Regions from separate parts of the Mus musculus genome. Here region 2 is linked to region 1. A link is a loop called in an ENCODE intact Hi-C map of the cell type or tissue named here. Cell type or tissue: gastrocnemius. All regions are shown on one strand. Each heading gives the region's core, and the rest is flanking DNA. Links, peaks and the distances in the headings are about the cores only. Region 1 has its middle 18 kb from the start of Spred1. Region 2 has its middle 52 kb from the start of Gm46758.

The links. A loop is a pair of places that touch in the nucleus more often than their neighbours do. Peaks named below come from ENCODE experiments on the same cell type or tissue, not always from the same donor. Only the 100,000 strongest peaks of a DNase experiment are listed, where the experiment ranks them.
Region 2: it touches region 1 in a loop (1.8-fold over the local background); 6 of 42 quality-filtered maps call a loop at or near these places.

The regions. Positions count from the first base shown.
Region 1 is chr2:117,097,790-117,108,746 of GRCm38, forward strand. No RefSeq gene overlaps it. Among named protein-coding and RNA genes, the nearest start is that of Spred1, 18 kb to the right of the region's middle. In gastrocnemius, for the core only: no CTCF peak of the experiment used is centred there; DNase peaks (open chromatin) are centred at 5,850 and 7,873; H3K27ac peaks cover 560 bases.
Region 2 is chr2:116,962,922-116,973,878 of GRCm38, forward strand. It overlaps the pseudogene Gm25514. Among named protein-coding and RNA genes, the nearest start is that of Gm46758, 52 kb to the left of the region's middle. In gastrocnemius, for the core only: no CTCF peak of the experiment used is centred there; a DNase peak (open chromatin) is centred at 6,032; H3K4me3 peaks cover 253 bases; H3K27ac peaks cover 808 bases.

The sequences.
Region 1 (10,957 bases), core at 1,502-9,501:
AGAGCAATGGAGGATGGTTCTAGACATCAACCTTGGGTTTCACGTGCCTAGACACACATGTACATATACCTACATACAAAACAGAAAAGTCAATTAACCAAGCAGGGTGACTACTACTTTACAGAGAAGCAAATCACTCAGTACTAAGGGAAAATGATAGAGCCACCCCTGCTTGGCACAAACAAACATTACATTCTTGTCTGTTTCAGTTGTTGGAGAAGCTGTTCCCTGAAGAAGGATAAGAAACTAGGATTTCAGCACACTTCCTAAGATGCAGTATATGAACTCTCCCACTGAGTCAGGCTATATTGGCCCCATCTGTGACCTCAGGCAACAGTGGTAAATACTGGGAACACAAAAGAAAAAGGTGAATCTCTTCGAATCCCCCATGTTAATGCACCCAGATGGTCATGGTGCTCTCTGAGGTAGGTGTGTCATCTGGAAAGGAACCAGGGCTCTCAGTCACTTCTGAATCGCAGACCTGCAGATAAACAGTGAGGGCTGGAACAGCAGGAACAACCTCCAGAGATGGACTGGACGGGAAGTGCTTTTGCAATGCTCACCTGCAGTCTGTCTGCTGCCTTCAATGCACTCACTGTGCAAACAGCCCTCAAAGTGAAACCTTTTCCAAACAGACCCTTTCTTTGGAAGAAATACCACTTGTATATTAAAGCAAATTCTATAAGGAGATGGATAAGAAGTAGCAAGAACAATCCCAGAGGAGAAGAGAGGGGATGACATGATTAGAAGATGAAGGAGACTTTTTATAATGATACCATCGGTGTGGGGGAACTACCTCATTGAATAACATATAGATAGTAATCAAGCCTGGCTACAGTGACCTGAAGGATCCACAACGGCCTTTTAAAACAAGACTGTTAGGAACATAAAAGTTGATTAAACAAGAAACTACTGATGGGTGCCAGTTGCCTCCTTCCCTTTCGTCCTTCTTGTTCTTTTCTGTGGCATGTAGGATCAGAGCCACAGTCTTCACTGCCTAAGCGAGCATCACATTACTAAGTTACACATGTAGACCAGCTCTGCAATGGTAAGTTACAAAGATACTGGCACGTATTTGACTTTAAAGGATCACACTATAAGCAAAATTAATGTTTCCCTTACTGAGTTCATATGAGCGCTAGTCGTTTCTATTATGGATCTTTCTAGCAATAGTTACAATATCTTGGGTGGGACCTGATTATTTTACCCTCAACAGGTTCTTTGGTTTATGCTGATGCACCTCCAAACCCGACAACTGTTGGCACATTGTTTAATCACTCCCTACCAGTGTATTATAGAACTGATATTTATAGATATATATACCTTTCTGGGGCATTTAATGTATGTTTTCACTATTATAAATCATGATACACAGTCCACCTTCATAACTCATAATCACCTTCATAATCAGCATTCATTGAGTGTTTCCTATGTGCTAGCTAAGTTTATACGGTCAGGACAAATTGTTAAGATTTACTGAGATAAAAATCTGTGTGTTGTAAGGGTTTTGATGCTTATTTCCAACCGGCTACAGCAAAAGATTAGCTCTATGGACATTCCACACTTTTTATGACGGAAAAACACTGATGGTTATATTGCATGGTGACTAGCATTCAGCTTTCCACTCGGTAAGCGCCCTCAAACAGCTGCTTCTTCGAGAGACTTAGAAAAGATAAGGCCCCGTGTCCTGGCTCCCGCTTTGGATCTTAGCTGCTATTGTTTCTAAAAGTAGCACTCCCGAGTGGTTGCTTCCAGGAATGTCTACCCAGGCTGAGCCGCAGAGACGGTTGGCTGTCTCTGGGAACTGGCACACTTCACATGCTGCCTCGTCCAGGACCCACCAAGGAATATAGCTGCAGTCAAGGGAAAGCAGTAGTGTGGAATTACTGGGCTCAAGATTTTTTTTTTTCAAATAAAATCTGATAGCAGATTGAAAAGTGCTCTGATATGAGAAAAAATTGTAGTGACCTAAATAAATGGCCAGGCTATGAAGAAGTTAATGAAAGCCAAGAAAATGTAGTAGTCAGGTACAGAGGAGTTATCCAATAAGGGAAAAGATAGCTTTTCTTCTGTAGTGGTTTGAATAAGAATGGCCCCATAGGCGCATAGGTGTGAATACTTGGTCCTCAGTTAATGGACTGTTTGGAAAGAATTGGGATGTGTTGCCTTGTTGGAGGATGTACGTCATTAAGATTGGCTTTCCATACTATTCCCAGTCATCTACCTTACGGACCACTGCTCCGCACCATTCCGGTCTGCCTGCTGCCATGCTTCCTACCATAACAGCCACGGACTAACCCGCTTCAGCAATGAGCCCGGATTAAACACTTTCTTTTATAAGTTGCTTTGGTGCTTTTTCATAGAAACTGAAAAGTAACTTTTAGTTACTTTTCTTTTCTTTCTTTCTTTCTTTCTTTCTTTCTTTCTTTCTTTCTTTCTTTCTTTTCTTTTTCTTTCTTTCTTTCTTTTTTTTTTTTTTGTAAGACATCTTCTTATCTTTTCTGTAAATTTCTGTTGTGCACCATTTGTGGAGAACTTCGGCTTCTGTTTATCTCATATTTACAATACCAGAGCCATGAGGTGGGCCAGAGAAGTCACTTTGAGGTGTGGTGTTTACCTATGTAAAGTCAATGGAAGGTAAGTTTTAGCCACCTAAAAAGACATTCTTATTTGATAGGGGCAAAGCCTTACAATATTTATTCAGAGACAAAGCCACCACATTTTCAAAGAAATCATGAAGGATTTGATGCAGAGAGTAAAGTGTGGGTTATATTTCACTTTGACTTGGAGCAATGCTATGAAAAGGTTTTTTTTTTTGAAACCTGGATAAAATTTCTACTTACACAACTTCTGAAAACCTTCAATGAACACAGTAAAAGCTAAGGCACCAAGAAGCTGGGAACTGAAAGCTATGCCATCTGACTGTCACCCAAAAGCTGATTGCCTACATGACTTTCTTCTCTTTCTCTCTTAGCCCTTATAACCAACTCTCTAAGAACTTGCAGTCTCTAAATAGAAATGTTCTTTCTTTGAGGCAAAGTACTAGATGGGATATATAATAATTACTAAGTAAAAATGTATTCTCCTCCTGGCTGCCTATAATGTGCCTACAACTGGATGCAATATAATACTTACTGCTAAAAGGTACATTTTCCTCTGCTCTACCTACAATATGCCTCTCACATTGTGTAAATGTCCTCATCTTTCCATAGGTTAAAAAAAAAAAACCCTCAGCTGTAGGTGTTTACTGTTGGTTTCATGGCTTGCTTGTCAGAGCAGTCTGATATTGGAGTCAGTTGACATGTGGAGACACAATAGAGAGGCAAGGGAACAGGGTGCTTCCTGACATTTCCAATAAGGAAGGTTAGGGACCATGACAAAGATATATATGTGTATATGTATGAAGCTGGCTAGCACTGAGGCTACAAGACTCATTAGACTAAGCATGTGTGAGGTGCTGGCTTGAGTGCCTACTGCTGCAGTGGCCGAGTGGAGGGTAGACGATGGAACGATTATGAATAAGGGGAATCAGAAGAGCACTGGTTTGATCTAAGAAGCAGTACAGGCAGGATCAGACATTCTGCTGCTGGTGGTTTGTTTTGTTTGTTTTGTTTTGTTTTACTGCAGCCACCTTGCCCACCTGAAACCAGGGTGTGGTCCTCAGTGAATGTTTATGGTGGCTACTGAACAAAGACACATGTACCTGAACCTCAGGACACCTTCGATCCAGTTCTGGCTTTCTCACTGGCCTCGGGGAACCCACTCTCCTGAGACTCTTCCATCACTGGGACAGGTAGGGCATGGACCAAGTGATGTCTTTGGCAAGTATGGAAACTCTGGCTCAGCACGGGAACTGCCCCTGTCCAATTCTAGCATCCATGGAATTACAATGAGACCACACAACTTACCAACACGTTGGTCAGGCAGAGGCATTCATAAGCTGAGCCAATGGGAGAGCTTTGTTTTTCTCAAGGAGTTTCAGAACTGGAGAGAAAAGGATTCTGTTGGCCTCTTTCTGGTGTCTGAAGCTGAGACTATACAGACCTGCAACTTGTTGGTTGCCACCCTCAGCAATTTGATATGAGTGGTAAACAGAACTGGAAAGGAGGGGAGGAGGGGAGGAGGGAAAGAGGGAAGGAAGGGAGAAGGGGAGGAGGGGAGGAGGGGAGGAGGGGAGGAGGGGAGGAGGGGAGGAGGGGAGGAGGGGAGGAGGGGAGGAGGGAAGGAGGACATAGTCATTGGATAAAATAGGAAGACAGATGACTTTCAGATCCATGATCCCAGTTAAGTCTGAGAGCTGATGCATCCCCAGTCTTTTTTTTTTTTTAATATTTTTTATTATTACGTATTTTCCTCAATTACATTTAGAATGCTATCCCAAAAGTCCCCCATACCCTCCCCCCAACTTCCCTACCCACCCATTCCCATTTTTTGGCCCTGGCATTCCCCTGTACTGGGGCATATAAAGTTTGCATGTCCAATGGGCCTCTCTTTCCAGTGATGGCCGACTAGGCCATCTTTTGATACATATGCAGCTAGAGTCAAGAGCTCTGGGGTACTGGTTAGTTCATAATGTTGTTCCACCTATAGGGTTGCAGATCCCTTTAGCTCCTTGGGTAATTTCTCTAGCTCCTCCATTGGGGGCCCTGTGATCCATTCATGATAAAAGTCTTGGAAAGATCAGGAATTCAAGGCCCATACCTAAACATGATAAAAGCAATCTACAGCAAACCAATAGCCAACATCAAAGTAAATGGTGAGAAGCTGGAAGCAATCCCACTAAAATCAGGGACTAGACAAGGCTGCCCACTTTCTCCCTACCTCTTCAGCCTCCCCAGTCTTTATGTAACATAATACTACAGAATCCTTATGCTACTATTAAACGCCTTAGTCAGAAAATTAATTCAGCCACTTGGCAAATAAATTATCTATTAATTGAGATAAAAAACGGTTATGTCCAATACGTTCACACATCTCTTTCAGGCCCAAGTGTTGAAGATTTGAAGGGTTGTGAAGGCTTAAGGGGAGGCGGACAAGAGCATTCCATACCACAGAAAACAATTTAACAGACGCTGACTTAAAGAGAGAGTGTCTGCCCAAAGGAAAGCGCCTAGAATGGGGACCACAACTATACTTTAAATTAGGATACATACCAGGAAGTTAAAGGAAGCATTGTCCTACAATGTGTAAGTAGTAATCTGTAAGTGAATGTGTAGTACACACAGAAAATAGGCAGCCATTTCCACAATCCGGGGAGAGCTGGAAGGCAGGCACCCTCCCTGTTACTATGTAACATTTTGACATTTGGCTTCATGTGTTCTCTTTAAACTTTACTTTTAATTTTTAAAAAGGAGTTAAAATATTTGTCAACTGCCTCCTTCAATTTGAGCTTGAAGGCCACACTTGAATACTTCAATGTGAGGTGAATACTACACTGGTTAACTTTGTCCCAGGTCTGAAACAGGGTTCTGTCCTCACAAAGGGTCAAAGCAAAGGTCTTCGTAAAAAGTGCCCAGGCACAAAGAATAGGCACTTTAGAAATACGTTAGGCTGAACAATATCAAGTAACTACACAGGATGTTTATAGTTTGCCTTCATGCTCGCAGCTCATGTCCCTAGATTCTCTTCACTGGGTAGCAGAAGAGCTTTGCATCTTCCTTTGCATTTACTGCATACCCTAACAAACTGTCTGGAAGCAGCACTGGAACGGCGGATTCAGAAGCCTATTTCATGGGACTCTGAGATAAAGGCCTTTGTAATGAAGTCCGGGGAACCCTTTGATGTTGTGCTGTGGGTCTGAGTTTTCATCCTGATGGCTGTTGAAGAGGCAGAAGGCCGGCTTGCCTGCCACCCTGCACTATTCTGTGGCTGAGAACCATGGCCTCCTGTTACTGGCTCATTTGTCTTTATGTGTAGGTCTGTACTGTGATTGGCATCTGTCACTGATCTGTCAAGGAGACACATTTAATGGGGCCTCTGAAGAAACACAGATGTCCTAATTTGACACATGCAGCAAAGAACAAATGACCCTATGACTCCAGTAATCTTCTAAAGAGGGTGAAAGAGTCTCAGGAGGTACACAGAGGAAAAAAATATAAGAACTTATATTTTTATTTGCTCTTCATTGCATTCATTTAAAAAAATTCTACTTTAGAATTTTTTAAAAATTAAAATAATATATTACTAGAGCAATGTATTTATACCACTTGTATCTTGATTTACTTCATTTATTTTAAGGTTATCAATGAAAATATCGTTTATTTTTTAATGATCTTGGGGTAGGCAAAATCATACTGTATTAATAATGTTAGATTTGGCTAGAGTCAAAGAGCACTTATCCAAGCCCGACTGTGCTTTTGACTCATTTACGAAATCTTGGGCAAACCCTTCACCTGAGTTCTTAGTTTTCACATTCGCTAAATATATTTATGGGGTTTCATGACCTTTTGCATGTAGGACCAAACAAAATTTTAAATAGTACATAAATTTCAGTCACTAAATACTTCTTTAAAATTCCCTATATGAATATTCTAGGCTATCACTAATAGGTACGTTAAGACATATATTCAAATCTGTAAAATAAGTTTTGTTACGGCAAGAGACAGTCTAGTCTAATTTGAGGGTAATAATTATTCCTCTCACAGTTTCAATAGAAGAAAACTTCTTCCTTTTGCTATTGTTATCTTAACATCTGCTCTGTTTCATTTTAATCCATGGCTTTATACAGAGACATCCAAATAATATCATTCACAAAATACTCTCCAAAGAATTCCATGGCTAAAGAGAGGAAATGCTGGCAGGGAGCTGCACCCAAATTCATTGGCTCAGGCTATTATACTACTTCTATTTTGCATTAATTTTTAAAACGAGTGGTCCAAATTTAGGCCAGGCAGGAAGGATTTGAAAGAAAAAAACCCCAGAAAATAGATAGAAAGAAAAGCTCTATGAGTCCCTTAATCTTTGTTTTGAGACAAATTCCCATACAATCAGAGTGAGCCTAGTACCACTGTCTCTCAGAAGGTGTAGTTCCATCCTTGATGCTGCTGATGTCATCAGGCAGATAATTTGCTGCTGCAGTGAGGGGCTGTCTTTAGGAGTGTCTCTGGACTCTTCTCACTAGATGCCAGTGACATTCCCTCCCACCCACCCCCTGAACAACTAAAAATATTTCCAGACAACATCAAATGTCCTCTCTCTCTCTCTCTCTCTCTCTCTCTCTGTGTGTGTGTGTGTGTGTGTGTGTGTGTGTGTGTATGTGTGTGTGTATGTGTGTGGTGGGGGCTGGCAGAAAGAAACTGCTTCCAGCTGAGTGCCACTTGGATGAAGTAGTTTTCTATTTTCTTTTCTATTGTGATAAGTGGGTCCAATGAATGAGTTAGACTCTTTCAGAATGTTTTTAAGTATAAACTTCCAATTATTTAGGAAGCTTGTATTAGACCTATAGCGCCTGTGAGGTGTAAGTGTAAACCCTCCTTTGGAAGAGTTCAGGTCTTGGCATTTCTGTGGACTGTAGCATGGGGGAGGTGCGACACTTGCTCTTTCTCTTGCCTCTCAGCATCTACTGTCTTCTCCCTTCTGGTTTCCTCCTTGGCCCTCACTTTTCTCTTTTCTCTGTCTGTGCCCTTGTCATGGTTTCTTTCCCCTCTGACACTGCTTTAGTTACACTCTGGCCATGAAGACCTAGCTCTGTGGTTACAAAGCCAGATGGCCTGACTTTGAAGCAGAGCTTTGCGACTTTCTTGTGAAACCTCCTCGAGCTTATTTAACCTCCATCTGCTTTCGTTTCCTTCCCACTGAAATGAGGGCGATACCAAGAGTCTCTCTCTGTGGTGGGATGAACATGAACAGAGATGAAGCAAATGAGACTGGGCAGGAGGCGAGCGGCCAACAGCATTGGGTATTACAGGGTCTTCCTTTCCACCAGCATAGATTATGTGGCACACTTTCAGAGTCCAGCAACGCCCACCTGCATCTCTCTGGAGAATTATTGTTCATTACTGCTTCAGGAAAGAAGAAGTGGGTACAAGCTTTTAGGAGCTGACTAAACTGCTCTGTGCTGGGACAACATTACAACAAATGTACTGGGGTTAGTTTATTATAAGCTAAGGATACAGCTCAGGAAACTGAGGCAAAGAAATACATAAGAAGAGGGTAAATAATAGAGCTCTCTGAAGAAGAAACATGAACGACATTAAAGCTGGTAATTAGGGAAGTACAAAAACAAAACCAGCAATAGAGTATTTGGGTAGGGCGTTACAATTAATAAAAATTAAGAAATATCATTATCCTTCCTTATGTGGGTGAATATAAAGAAAATGGTACTGTCATTTGTTACTAGTGAGAAAATAATTGTTTAAAAAAAGACATACTTTAGAGGGAGGATCTTTAAAATGTTTATTCTCAAGTCAGCTGTAGTATTTTACATTCAGGAGGCTGAGGCAGATAGACTCTGGAGTTCAAAGCCATGGGCTACAGAGAAGGCAAGACCCTGTCACAAAAATACAGTAAGTCAGCAAACAAATGAACAAATTCTTCCTTTTAACTTAAGAATGCCACTAATGTAAAGTTTCCTGAGAGAAATCTTTACTTTTAAGTATAAATATACTTAAAGATAAGTTTACAGGGTGTTCACCAAAGCGCTATTTCTGACAGGAAAAGATGAACACAGTAATAAGCAAAGATTGATGTAGAAACAGATCAATAAACAGATGCAGGTAATGTCCTGTATACCCAAACAACAAACTACCATGTGACTGTTTCAAAGAATAAACACTGCTATAAAGCATGCATGAGGCATGGTGTCATTGTGGCATACGCAAACCCATGTTTACTGCCTGCACATTTAGGTATACAGCAGAGGGTCTGAATTCATATGTTCTCAATTACCAACAGTAGTCCCTTGTAGACATGGAGACTTGGTGCCCTCTGACTGCAGAAATTTATGACAGAGTTCCTAGTGCTTATAAAGAACACTTGATCTAATTTAAAAAGCAATTTAGTATCATTTTCTTTGCTCCCTGGGACTCCTGGGAGTGCTGTGTATAACTTGGTTTCTTTTTCCTGTTTCTGTGAGAAATGACTCTGACAAAAGCAACTTAAGGGAGAAAGGGTTTCTTTTCCCTCACAGTTTCAGGATCCAGCTTATCATGGCCAGCAAGTCCTAGCAGTCGGAGGTTGAGGCTCCTGGTTCCGTCACATCTGTACTTTGCAAGCAGAGAGATGGTGAATACTTGCGATCGGTTCATTTTCTTGTTTTGTACAGTTCAGGGTCCCAGCCCAGGGCATGGTGGGCAGCCCTTCTCATTTCAACTAATCTAAGCAAGATGATCCCTCACTATGTGCCAACGGCTTCTCCCCTAAGTGAGTCTAGTCTTACCAAGTGGACAGTTAACCCTAACCATTACAGGATGGAAAGCTCAGGAAAATGTTCAAGTCCGATGGGGCTCAGTTGAGGTGACCACATTTCTTCCTCTGATATTATTTTGTGTGTGTTTTTTAAATTACTGTTTAGAGTTACACATGATGCCTCAGGTTACAGGCACTTCCTTCAGATAGCTAGTTCATAACACAGGATTTCCATCTACTAACGTTGTCGAGATATTTAGGGAAGACAGTATATTTTAAGATATAAGTTTACTGGTCTCTTTCTATTATTCTTTGCGGGGAGAAGGATGGGGTAAATCGACGTCTCAGTCTGGCCTCAAGTGTGCATGCACCGAGGTTGGACCTCATCTCACTGTAAAACCATGACTGATTAAAAGCTGGTGGCATCCCCTACTGCTTCAATCTCCAAGTACCGATCACTATGCCCAGCTAAAGCCTCCTGGATCCTTAATTTGATATTGAGAACATATACTGGAAAGTTAAGAACATTTCTCTTTAAAGGATAAAATAGAGATCGCACAAAGATACAAGTAGTAAAGAAATGTTACATGCACCAAGAAGAAAAGAGAAACATTAGCCAAAGTGCAAAGTGTGCAAGATAGATACAGTCGAGGCCAGGCTGATGGCCTGGGACGATCAAAAGGGATAAGAAAGACAAGTACTGATGGCTAGATTCTGGGCATCAAAGCAAAAACACATTCAATCATGTAAAAGGCCACTTTCTCTGGGAGTTTGGGTATAGATTAGGGATTGCTGGGCTAAGCCAAAAAGGATGGATATGACACACAACTGCTAGAAAATACAACCGAAACAAATATAAGCTGGCTCTGTGCACACTTAGGAGGTCACTGTGTGGTAGGTGCCCCACTGGTTTTCTCCAGTCTCTATCGTTATTTCCTCAGGGCAGGCTGCGGGGGAGGTGCTTTGACAGTCTTTTTTTCTGTAGGGCTTCACACTCAGGCCCTGGTGTACAAAAGCACAGAGAAAATGAGAACCACACACTTGTCAGATCTCTAGGCGCTGGCTGGCCTCTGGGAAGCTGAGTCCACATAAACAGCAGTCAGCACTTTATGTTCACATTCTCTGTGAACACATGGATGGAGTCAAGGTCAAGGATGTCTTTCACTTCCTTGTTCTTATTTATGTTTCACAATAATGCTTCATGGTAACATGCTGTTGTCTTTACTGTGTGAAGCAGAGCTGGCCGCTCCCATGCTAGCCTTCACTTATAGCTCTTACCAGATGACCAGATGACCTCTCCTTATCAGGTGACATCTCTCCTTACCAGGTGACATCTCCCTACCAGGTGACATCTCTCCTTACCAGGTGACACCTCTCCTTACCAGGTGATATCTCCTTACCAAGTGACATTTCCTTACCAGGTTACCTCTCCTTACCAGGTGACATCTCTCCTTACCAGGTGACATCTTCACTACACTGTTTCTTGAAGTCAAGGAGTGTGTTTATTTCATCTCCAGTATGAACCTGGTATTTAAAATGAATATCCCAACAAATGAAGATTTTCTTCTGATAGGCATCTGTGAGTTTATACAGATAAACCAATCCTTTGAGA
Region 2 (10,957 bases), core at 1,364-9,363, 140 kb before region 1:
ATACACAATGAAATAAAAATAATATATATATTTTTAAAATCATATGTCCTAACATATTAGGTAAATTTATAATAATAGCTTGAAACTTGTATATATTAAATTAGCAAATAGCCAGAGAAGTTATTATTTTTTAATATGTTGATGAATCACTTCAACAACATAAAAGACTCAAATTATTAAAAGGTAAAACTGTAAACTAATAAAAATATTTCAGCTGAATATTGATGCAAGTTTCTAATATTCTGATTCTAATCTCCCCTAAGACTTGTTTCTCAGAGTTTTTCCCACTGAAGTTGTTTGAAATATAGTCACCTCAAATGTGAGGCTGTTTGGACTATGGCATTAGTCACCCCACTGTTTGCAAGGGTTGATTGGGCTAACCTGGCCGAGTAGGCCAACTTCCTCTTTCTCCATCACCACTATGTGTGTAACCCTCCAAGATCACTGATCACTGATGCCTTCCTGCCCCTACAAAGGAAGACCATCCTCCAGCCAGGTGTATAGAAGAAGCCACCCTTGACTACTAAACCCTCTAGACAAGCTCTCAAGATCACAGTTTTTGCATCTTCGAAATGTAAAGGGTGATTTTGCAAATCAAGGACTATTCTTTAGGATTGGGGAGTAACCTCAAAAGGAAGGCACAGATACCAAGACGAAGACGATTAAACTTACCCATGGGAAAGGAGGACCTGGAGAGGAGGTTTCCCTCGATGGTACATCTTCATTGTCAGCCTGACTTTATTTAGAATCACCATGGAAACACACCTCCAAGTGTGTCTATGGTTTCCAGAAAGTCTTAACTGAGGAGGGAAGGCATACCATGAAAGTGGGTAGCAGCATTTCATGGGCTAGGGGTTTGCACTAGAAAAGAGGAAGGCTGGCTCGGCAGCAGCGTCCCTCTCTCTGTTTTGCACTTGTAGGTGCAGTGTGATTAGCAGTGCACGCTTCCACCATCATGCCTCCCTGCCGGGACGGAGTCCTCCTCAAGCTGGAGTCTGAATAAACTCTTCCATAAATTGCTTTGTCAAGTATTGTGTCCTTGGAACCTAGGAAAATAACGAGCTCGATCCCTGGACCTGTGTTTGATCCTATTTAGAGCCCTTCCACATTATTCAAAGGGCTATTTCCTGAAGGGTTGCCAGAATTAAACACCTACAACGGCCTCGTGTTGCCTGACGAGCAGCCTCCTCTCTGAGAACAGGACGGCAAGCAATGCTCTCTGCAGACTTCACTGTCTGAGAATATACCTCCTTTTCTCTTCTCTGCTTGGAACGTCACAGCAAATGTGGGTCTCCCATGACTAGGTAACTAAAACCTAAAATCAGCTTCTCTTTTGCTTCAAGGAGTAAGGGAAGGAAAGTGGAAATGGAGAAGAAAGGACAGATTCTGGAGTGTTACCGAACGAAGTAACTTCTGGGACATGGTTAGAACGCGCCGTCCTCCCTGTCGGCAACCCCACACATTCTTTCTCAAGAACTACTTGTGGAGAACTTACTTCATGACATAGATCAGCCCCTGGGAATTCAGTAGTGAGCAAAACAGACAGAAATATATCTTCCCCTAGGAACTGACACTCCATTTTGTAAAAGTAATTCAATCTATACCACGCTACACAGCTGGGTCCAGTAAGCATGCCTCTATTCCTATTACTTGGGAAGCTAAAGATAAGAGGACCACAATTCAAGGTCCACACGAACAACTTACTGAGACCTGTCCCAAAGCTTGGGGAGGTAAACAAGGTGGGAGGGGATAAGCATTATGTTGCTCGGTGGCAGAGCGACCTCCACGACTGTTCCCACAACCGAGAAAAGACGAGGGAAACAGATAGTATTCAATGCAGGGAAGAAAAAGTGAGATGAGGGTGAAGCATCTATAATGTGATAACGGGTTGAAAGATGCTCTAGGAAAGGAGTTACGGATGCAGATCGGAAGACTTGGAGGAGAGCACCAAATCACACCACCCGGTTTCACAGTGAACTGATATGATCCCTGAAGAAGCAATGCCTGCCTTAGAGGTTCTGCAGCCTGCTCGACATCAGCTGAGAGGAGGATAGTTACTACAGAAAAGTGGGGTGTTACGGGTTGAGAGCCCAGGATGTCTGGGACGCTCCTGGGTCCTCTTTCATTGCCATGTATCATGAGCCTCTGTGTCTGACATAACATCCTCTCCACTTTCAGATGCCACTCTTTGGATGCAGGTCTGAGCTGCATTCACGCAACCTCCTCAACCCTAAAGAAGAAAGACAACCCCCAATTCTACAGATTTCCCGGCCTTGCTACGGCCCACCTGCCTAGTAACTCTACTTGTTTAGTTTATAAACATATCAACTCATTACTCCCTTTCCTGAGACTATAGACATACATGTAAACTTTTCCATAATACAACATATCCTTTAGAATAACTCAAATTCCTGTTCACTCATAGTTGACTCAGAATAAACATTTTTTTAAAGTTGTGTTGGGTTTTTTTTTTTTTTTGAAGTCAATACCTTTAGGAGTCCCACTCATTAATCATTGTGTGAATTTGAGTAAATGACCTATGCTTTTTGTTTTGAAATGTTACTATCTTTGAAAGGAGAATGACTAATTGGTAGAGGGTCAATGAGTCAATGCAAAAACAAAACAAAATATTGCCTGGTATCTAAGAACCCCATAGGTACTAAGTTTTCAAATTTTTCTTAAAAAAAAAAAATCCTTTCTGCTCTTTGACTTCAACTCTTTGAAATGAGACTAACAATGCTGGACTGCCCCGCTGGCTTGTGGGAAGGGCTAGATGAGACCCACATAAAGAGCTTCTCATGGAAGGAACAAATGCGTAGCCCCTACTCAGTTGCCATAGCTACTCAGCACTGTTGCTACTTTCTTAACAGGTACAGCAGCATCCTCATTGGGGAACTATCCACTGAGACAAGATGGTATGACCTTGAAGGCATGAGTAGGTAGCTACAATAGTCTTGGTATAAAAGAGAAAGGGGATAATTAAGATCCTCTATACTAGGGCTAGAGTTGTAGCTCAGTTGGTAGAGTGCTAACCTACAAATCCCCAGATATGCATCAACCAGGAGATGAAGGTAAGACCCTAAGAAATTCCAGGTCATCCTCAACTCCACAGGACTAGCTTGGGCTTCCTGAGACCCTATCTCAAAAGGAGGAAGTGGGTTGAGGGAAGGACGACAAGAAGGAGAGGGAGAAGGAGGGAGAAGAAGAAAGAAGAGGGAAGTAGAGGGAGACCACAGCAGTGAAGAGCACATTGGCACCGAGACATAAGGAACATGGAGAGAAAATGTGGAAGGGGTTGCTATAAATGGGGATTATACGGCTGAGTGACCTGTGGATGTTCTCTAAGGGAGAGCCAGTGGAGAAACATCTTGAAAAGAGAGATCTATGAAATTAAATTTGAAACTCTTTGTTTAGTTACAACATGAATGCCTGTCTGTTCATGTCTCCAAAACCTTGAGCAGACAATTATACTCCTAAGGGGTTTGTGATTCCTTTTGTGCACATTTGGGGAAGAATGTAATGAGTCATGAGTGACCATGGAAATGTAAGTTCCATAGAAATTTGGAGAAATTCCAGGGTGGACTTGGGAGAATTCCCAGAGAATAGACAAGGTGGAAGGTGGGGAAGACAGAGAAAGGGAAGGAGGAGTTGGGGGGGGGGGCGGGGGATGGAGAGAAAGAGAGAGAAAGAACTGTGTGTTTGGACAGGATAAGGGGTAGGTTCATAGTGGAGCCTAAAGCTCACACCATGGTGAAGCCCATTGCTCAGTATGGTCCATTCCTCCATAGCTGAATCAAGGTAGACAAACCAGTCAGAAAGGAAAGGTGCTGAGGTTCTAAGAGCAGCTGGCAACAACTTGTGACTGCAATGTGCAGGCCACATCGAACCCAGAAAATAAATTGATTCGCCTTTACCTTCATCCCTATGCCAGCAACAGTGAGAATCAAACAGCCCTTATTGCCCCCATATGGCTAGCACCCTCTTCATGGGTTCTTTTAGGGTTCCACGAATGGGAAGTAAGCCCTAGGTTATGCAATTTTAGGAAGAAACAACTGTGCAATCTATTAAAGGTGTCAACTGTCATCAGGACCACTTTTCCATCCTTTAAGAGAAACTTAACTACTCTGAGTACCTGTTACTAGGGCTGATAAGAGGCCTCAGTAGAGAAAGGCTCTAGCTGCCAAGCCTGCCAGCCTGAGTTTGATCCTCAGGATCCACATGGTGGGAGCAGAGAACTGATTCTCATGGGTTATCTTCTGATCGCCACATGTTTCAATGAGGCAAGAAAGCTCACAAATTCTCACTGCCTTGACTTTTGCCAAAGTACAATCATAGACTGAACTCTCTGCAACCCTGAGCAGGTTGTCCTTTTAATACTATGGAAATGGAAGAATAGTCATCCACAAACCTCCTCTTAAGTTGTTCGTGTCTGTTACTTAATTAAAACAGCAAGTAAGACAGCCAGGGCTACACAGAGAAACCCTGTCTCAAAAACAAAAACAAAAACCAAAAACCAAAAAACAAAACAACAACAACAAAAACAGCAAGTAAGTAGAACATGAAGTATCTTAAGAAAGAAAATATGCCGCTGGGCGTGGTGGCTCACGCCTTTAATCCCAGCACTCAGGAGGTAGAGGCAGGCAGATTTCTGAGTTCGAGGCCAACCTGGTCTACAGAGTGAGTTCCAGGACAGCCAGGGCTACACAGAGAAACCCTGCCTAAAAAAAAAAAAAAAAAAAAAAAAAGAAAAGAAAAAGAAAGAGAGAAAGAAAGAAAATATGCAAGCATAGAGCCATTTAAAGCAATTGATGTGTAGCACACAATTTGTAAAATCAAGAAAATACAATTAAAATAAGTAGGTTGTGAGCAATAGGAAATCACATTACAGGGATACTTTTTTCTTATTTAATTTTTTATTGATTTTTTTTTTAATGGACGAGTCTTGGATGTGCTTGTTCCTTTGATTTATCTTATATATATGAGTACACTGTTGCACATCAGAAGAGGGCATCAGATCCCATTACAGATGGTTGTGAGCCACCATGTGGTTGCCGGGGAATTGAACTCAAGACCTCTGGTAGAGCAGTCAGTGCTCTTTTTTTTTTTTTTTCTTTTTCTTTTTTACTACCACAAATTATGCAGTCGAGTTTCCCGCATTTGAGGAAATTGCAGGGGTCAGCACACCCCAAAGTGCAATGAGTGAGCCTCGCCCTGGGAAAACCACCTTTGTGATCCACTGGAGATACCATTATCTCCAGTGCTCTTAACCACTGAGCCATCTCTCCAACCCTTTAATGATATTTTTGTGAATTTCACACCGTGCACCCCAATCCTTGTCACCTTCCCATCCTTTTATACCCACCCTCTGCTCTTACAACCTCTCCACCCAAAAGGAAAAAAAAAATCTCCCTGTGGAAGCTGCAGTATGTCACAGTATATCATCCAGTTCACCCTTCAGTTCACACTTCTTTTTGTGTTTGTTTGTTTGTTTTGTTTTTCGACAAACTTTTTTCTACTTTGTAGACCAGGCTGGCCTCGAACTCAGAAATCCGCCTGCCTCTGCCTCCCAAGTGCTGGGATTAAAGGCGTGTGCCACCACGACCGGCTCAGTTCACATGTCTTTATTTGCTAATATTCATGGCAATGAGTCATTGATCTGTTTCAAGGCCTCTGATTTCTGTTACTCTATCAATGCTGGATCCATATCAGGACTCCTCTCCAATATTCTGTTACTGCCCTGGATCATGGAGATCATGTAGTTTTGGATCTATAGAATGGGCCTCTTTACACACTTACAGCCATTCATAGATGGGGTAGATGTTGGGATGGGCCAAAGCCCTGGCTCTGGACCTGGGAGTGATTGAGCTGGTCAGCCTTCCAGCTCTCCTGCACCCACATCACCAGGGCAAGCTCTACAGCACTGCACCAGCTGGTTCCTCCAATGCTACAGCTGGCAAGAGGCAGAGCCAGCCTCCTGCTCTCAGGCATCACACCACACCACCAGGGCCAGCTCCACTGTGCTGCCCACTTAAGGTGCAGGGCCTGCTTTCCTGAATGCTGCAGCCAGTGAGGGGCAGGGCCAGCTCTCCAACTCTCATGACTCCAGGGGCAACTCTCCTGCCTGCTTCAGGTGGTGTGCAGCAAGGGTGGGGAGGCCATCTCTCCCCAATCCAGGCCACCACTCGTTCAACAGACAGTGACAGGGTCAGCTCTTCCAAGTTCACACTTTGAGACAGACATGCCCACAACACCTGCAACCAAGACCAGCTCTACTGTGCTTCATGGGCTAGGTACAGCCCCACTCTTCTGCGTACTGCATCCGGTGAGGGGCAGGGGCAGCTCTCCTGCCTTTGAGACCAGCTGTTTCATGATAACCAGGCAAGGAATGGGATCAGCACTACACGGCCCTCAGACAGGGTGGCAGTCCGGATGGGAGCCCAGACCAGGAACATACTCCTGGCCTTTGGTGGTAACAGACCTCTGCTGCTGTAGGGTCACAGACCCAGACATGGCACTCGGTGACAGCATGGGCCAGAACCTCACCATGGCTTAAGCGCATTGCCAGCTTACTCACATCAGGCTATTCCTCACTCCCAATGAGTCTCCAGTTTTGCCTCTTTTCCTTGGGCATACATTCTCTTTCTCTTCCATCTCTCCACCACTTTCCTGCTCACTTTAGTAGCCCCTGGAGCCTCTGGGTATCTAGGTCATCTTAGGAGTGCTATATACTGCCCTGCATGTAGCATCAAGCAGGGGTTGTCTTGGGCATGATCTACCTGCCCAGGCCCCATGCCACTGGGTGGGGATGTTCTCAAGGGTGCTCTGCCTTCATGGGGCCACAGGGTACCAGGCTTGGGGTCCTAGAAGGATAATTTGGAACCAGATTGTGATAAATCTTCAACATCTTCATGAGAAATTGAACTTTGTTTGTAGGCCCAAAAAAAAAAAAAAAAAACTGAAAATAGTTTGTGGGCAACTTGAGATATGCTGGTAAACTAGTTTGTAAAGGTTGAAGGGAAGCAAGCTTCCACTAATGTATATTTATTTTTGACCCTAAGTATCAGATAACATGTGAGATAAAGATTTATTAGTCTTTTTAAATCAAAGTTTAATATTAGTTCTCGTCATTGGTCCCCTGGATAATCCTCTCCTTGAAGAAGATGAAAACTGGAGTGGGATAGAAGCAATGGGAGAGACTGCAAGGACAAATGTTGTGTTGGCAACCAGGTCCAATGCTTAGCTTCATGTATGCATGTCCCCAGGATGACGTCATGGTGCCATCAACTGTTGTTTTCTATAGATTTTGATTGAAGGAGGACTCCCTAGTCCATCCGCAGTTTCTAATATAAGCAGAATAAGGACAGACAGAGCAGCACCTAACTTTCTGACAGAAAAAAAAATCCATTATAAGGATAGTTGTCCCTGAAGTATCTCAATAGGAATTATATCAAATCTCTTCATTTCGATGACTAAGAGAATGAATAAACTCAGGCTAGACAGCTCATGAAATTACCCATCCACGCATCATCCATCAGTCACCTTATCATTTACCAGCTACAGTGACTGTATAATATTCATATAAAAATTCAGCCTCACGGGAGAGAAGAAATCAAGTTGTCACGTGTGCACTGTTTCCTACTAAAGATGTCTCAGCCTGAGGTTGTGAAGAAACAGGGAAAGGCTTAAATTATTTTTGGAAGTATATATTTCTATAGTATAAATTAAAAATATATAAATGTCTTAAGCATATCATATTTTTATTAAAATACTTTCCCTGATCAATTGGATATTTAGAGCTGGGTAATTAAGTTGAAAGACAAATGAAGTTTATCATATAACACAAGTCGTATCTTCCATGGGATGACCTTAAGTAAAAATTCCAAATTGGTGGTAGGACAGTCAAGCACTGGCCTTGCCACCTTACAAAGTTGGACACTCCATTCTGAAGCTCAAGAGAAAATATCCTGATTGCTCTTCTTTTGTTTCCCCGGAAGACACAAAAATTGTGACCGAGCCTACTTGGCTCCAGTCTGTTACAATAAAGGTGCTGATAATGTTACTAACGGTGATGGTGATGATAGTGACAATGATGATAGCGATGTTACTGATGATGGTTATAGTGATGGTGATGATGGTTATGGTGCTGATGATGGTTACAGTGTTGGTGATAGTGATGGTGGTGATGATGACAATGATGGTGATGATGGTGGGGATGATCGTGATGGTTATAGTGATGGTGATGTTGGTGGTAATGGTGGTGGTGGCTACAGTGATGGTGATGACGGTGCTCATGATGGAGACGGTGATGACAGTGATGATGATAGCAATATGGTGCTGCTGGTGGTGATGAGTTATGATGTTAACTTTAAACATACCAAATATCATCTTTGATGGATATAAAAAGCCAGAGAACCCCTAAGTGTTAGTGGAATAGGGAATACTCCAGGAGAAGGAAGAAAGATATACAGAGTTAAGGAGGAAGTCAGCAGCTTGGTCCTCTTCATCCCTGACCTCTCTCTTTTTTTTTTTCTCCAGAAACAAGATAGCTGACACCACTTGTCTTTTACATTTTGATTTAATCTTTGTTATTACTTCTGCAGTGTGAGCATGGCTCTCTGTCAATGAATTCTTATCACATCCACGGACTTTATACTATATGGGCACAGAGAACAAATGGGAAAAAGTCTCCCCCTAGCAAAAATGTTGGCAGCACATTAAACAGGCTCCTCTGACTTTTTCTTTTCTATTCTTATTGTTTGGGTTTTTTGGTGGCAGCAAATGCTGGACCCATCTCAAGCCTCCCCTAGCTCCCTCCAATCAATGTGCATTCATCCCCAAAGGCCCCAGAGGCCCTGAGAAGCAAGTAGCAAATGGAATGAAAACGGAACAAATGCTCCACAGCCCCAGAGCTTTGTTTCCAGAAGCATCTGGTGGCCACTTCCAGATTTCTGAAGCTACAAATGACAGGAAGCTGTAAAGGCAGCTATGTGGTCCAGAAAAAAAAAGGGGGGTGGGTGGGGGTGGGGAGGAGTTACAGACTTGAATGTTTTGCCATTATTAAATTTCCCACTAAACCAGAGTGTTCAAAGTTTGCCAGATTTTGCCTAACCTCATCCACATTTAACTGTCTCCAGAAAACCAGGAAGACCATTTAGAAGGAAGACTCATTCATGTTTGGACTCAGGCAGACTCAGGAACCTTTGATAGCACTATCCTTACCCTGCCTGGCCACACCACAGAGCAGTCAGCAAGATCTCCCTCAATGGGCACAAAATTTCCCCTGGAATTTACAGAGCAGAAACCTTAAACACATATCACCAGAAGAACCAGATTACATAATGTCTCCATCACCCTCCTGACAGCTACAATTATGAGTCAATTCTGGTTTAAATATGAAACCGGAAGCTCCGCATTTCCCCTCTGACTATGTGGCAGGCTAAGTTAGAGCTCTCCCGGCCTGTCAGTTTGGAGATCTGAGTCGCTTCCACAGTCACTAATCTAGCAAGAGACCAAATGACCGGGTAATTAAAAGCAGCACTGCAGTGAGCCCTGCTTCGTTCAGGCCAGATGTTCTTCTTGCTCAGCCATTACCCACATAAGGAACAGAAATACACCCTGCCCCCAGCCCGGCCCTTTAAATTCTCCTTTTCTTTATCCTTTCCAGCTAATTTCCGGCTTCTGATCTTTCAATCCCACAAAATAAAGTAAAAATAAAAGCCCCATTACGAAAAGATGACATGTTATTGAACACATGACTGTAAGTTGTAATGCGCTCTGTAGTCTCCTCTTTGTACGTCTTAAAGCATTCCAGCGCTGGAGACGTTAAGTTACCCTGGCAACCTCACATGACTAAGGACTCCAGAGAGCCCCACCTAGCTGCAGGGACTCATTTAAGTCAACAAGGACCACCCCTACACTTAGTAGCCCGGAGATTGAGTAAATAGCACTGCTAGGGGGAGTGGGGTTTATTTTAGGGACCAAAAGACTGTTGAATGAGGCAGCTTCTCCTTTTTTTCTTTTTCTTTTTCTTTCTTTCTTCTTCTTCTTTTTTTTAACCCCAAACACAAGACAAAGACAAATAAAACTCTCCATCCTACCCTTTAGCGAAGCCTCATTAAGGTCGCGGGTCAGCTGGTAAATAAAAGCGAGGTCTTCTGGGCATTTTTCTACTTAATGGACAAATTACAAGGCTCAAAAAAAAAAAAAAACCCAATAATTCATTCCTGGAAAAAAAAAATGGCAATGTGTGACAGAACTTCTGTGAGCTTATCAGATTGAAAAGGGCACTTTGTGTTTGTCTCTCTATTCAGTCTGCTCACTTCACTTGAGGCTGCCCTGGCTTTAGAACCCCAGATGCCTGAAGGATTTTCAGGGACAGAGACGGAAGAAACAATCTTAATTCTGATTAGTGGTCATATTTATGTTTGTTATTTAACCCTTTTAGAGTAATTGAGACAGAGTTTCTGAGTGTCCCTGGGCTGGCCTCAAACTCATTGCGTAGCTAAGAATAACCCTTGAACTCTCAACCCACTTTCCCAAGTGCTAAGATTGTTGGTGTGTACCACCACACAGCATTTGACATTTGGATTGTTAATATTTGCTAAGACCACTGCCTGCTCATGACCAAGCTGAAAGGCAGAAAGGAACAGGATTACTTGATTTCTAGAGCACTCACCAGGTCTCTGTGTGAGGGGCACTGCTAGTGTGTGGCCTGTGCTCTAGCCCAGGTACCTCGTCTGTGGGGCTTTTTGCTGTGCTGGCCAGTCGTGTCTACAAGGCTAAAGAGAATGAATGAAGCTGAGAGGATCTCAGCTGTCAGAGAGGCTGTCTATACAAAAGCAAAATGGAGACCAGAATGGCCGTCAGATGAAACCCCAGGATAAGAAAGGAAGTTATTGTGTACAGCAACCTGCTGGTGGTCAGACTATGCCCTAGTAAATAAGGAAACACTGGGGCA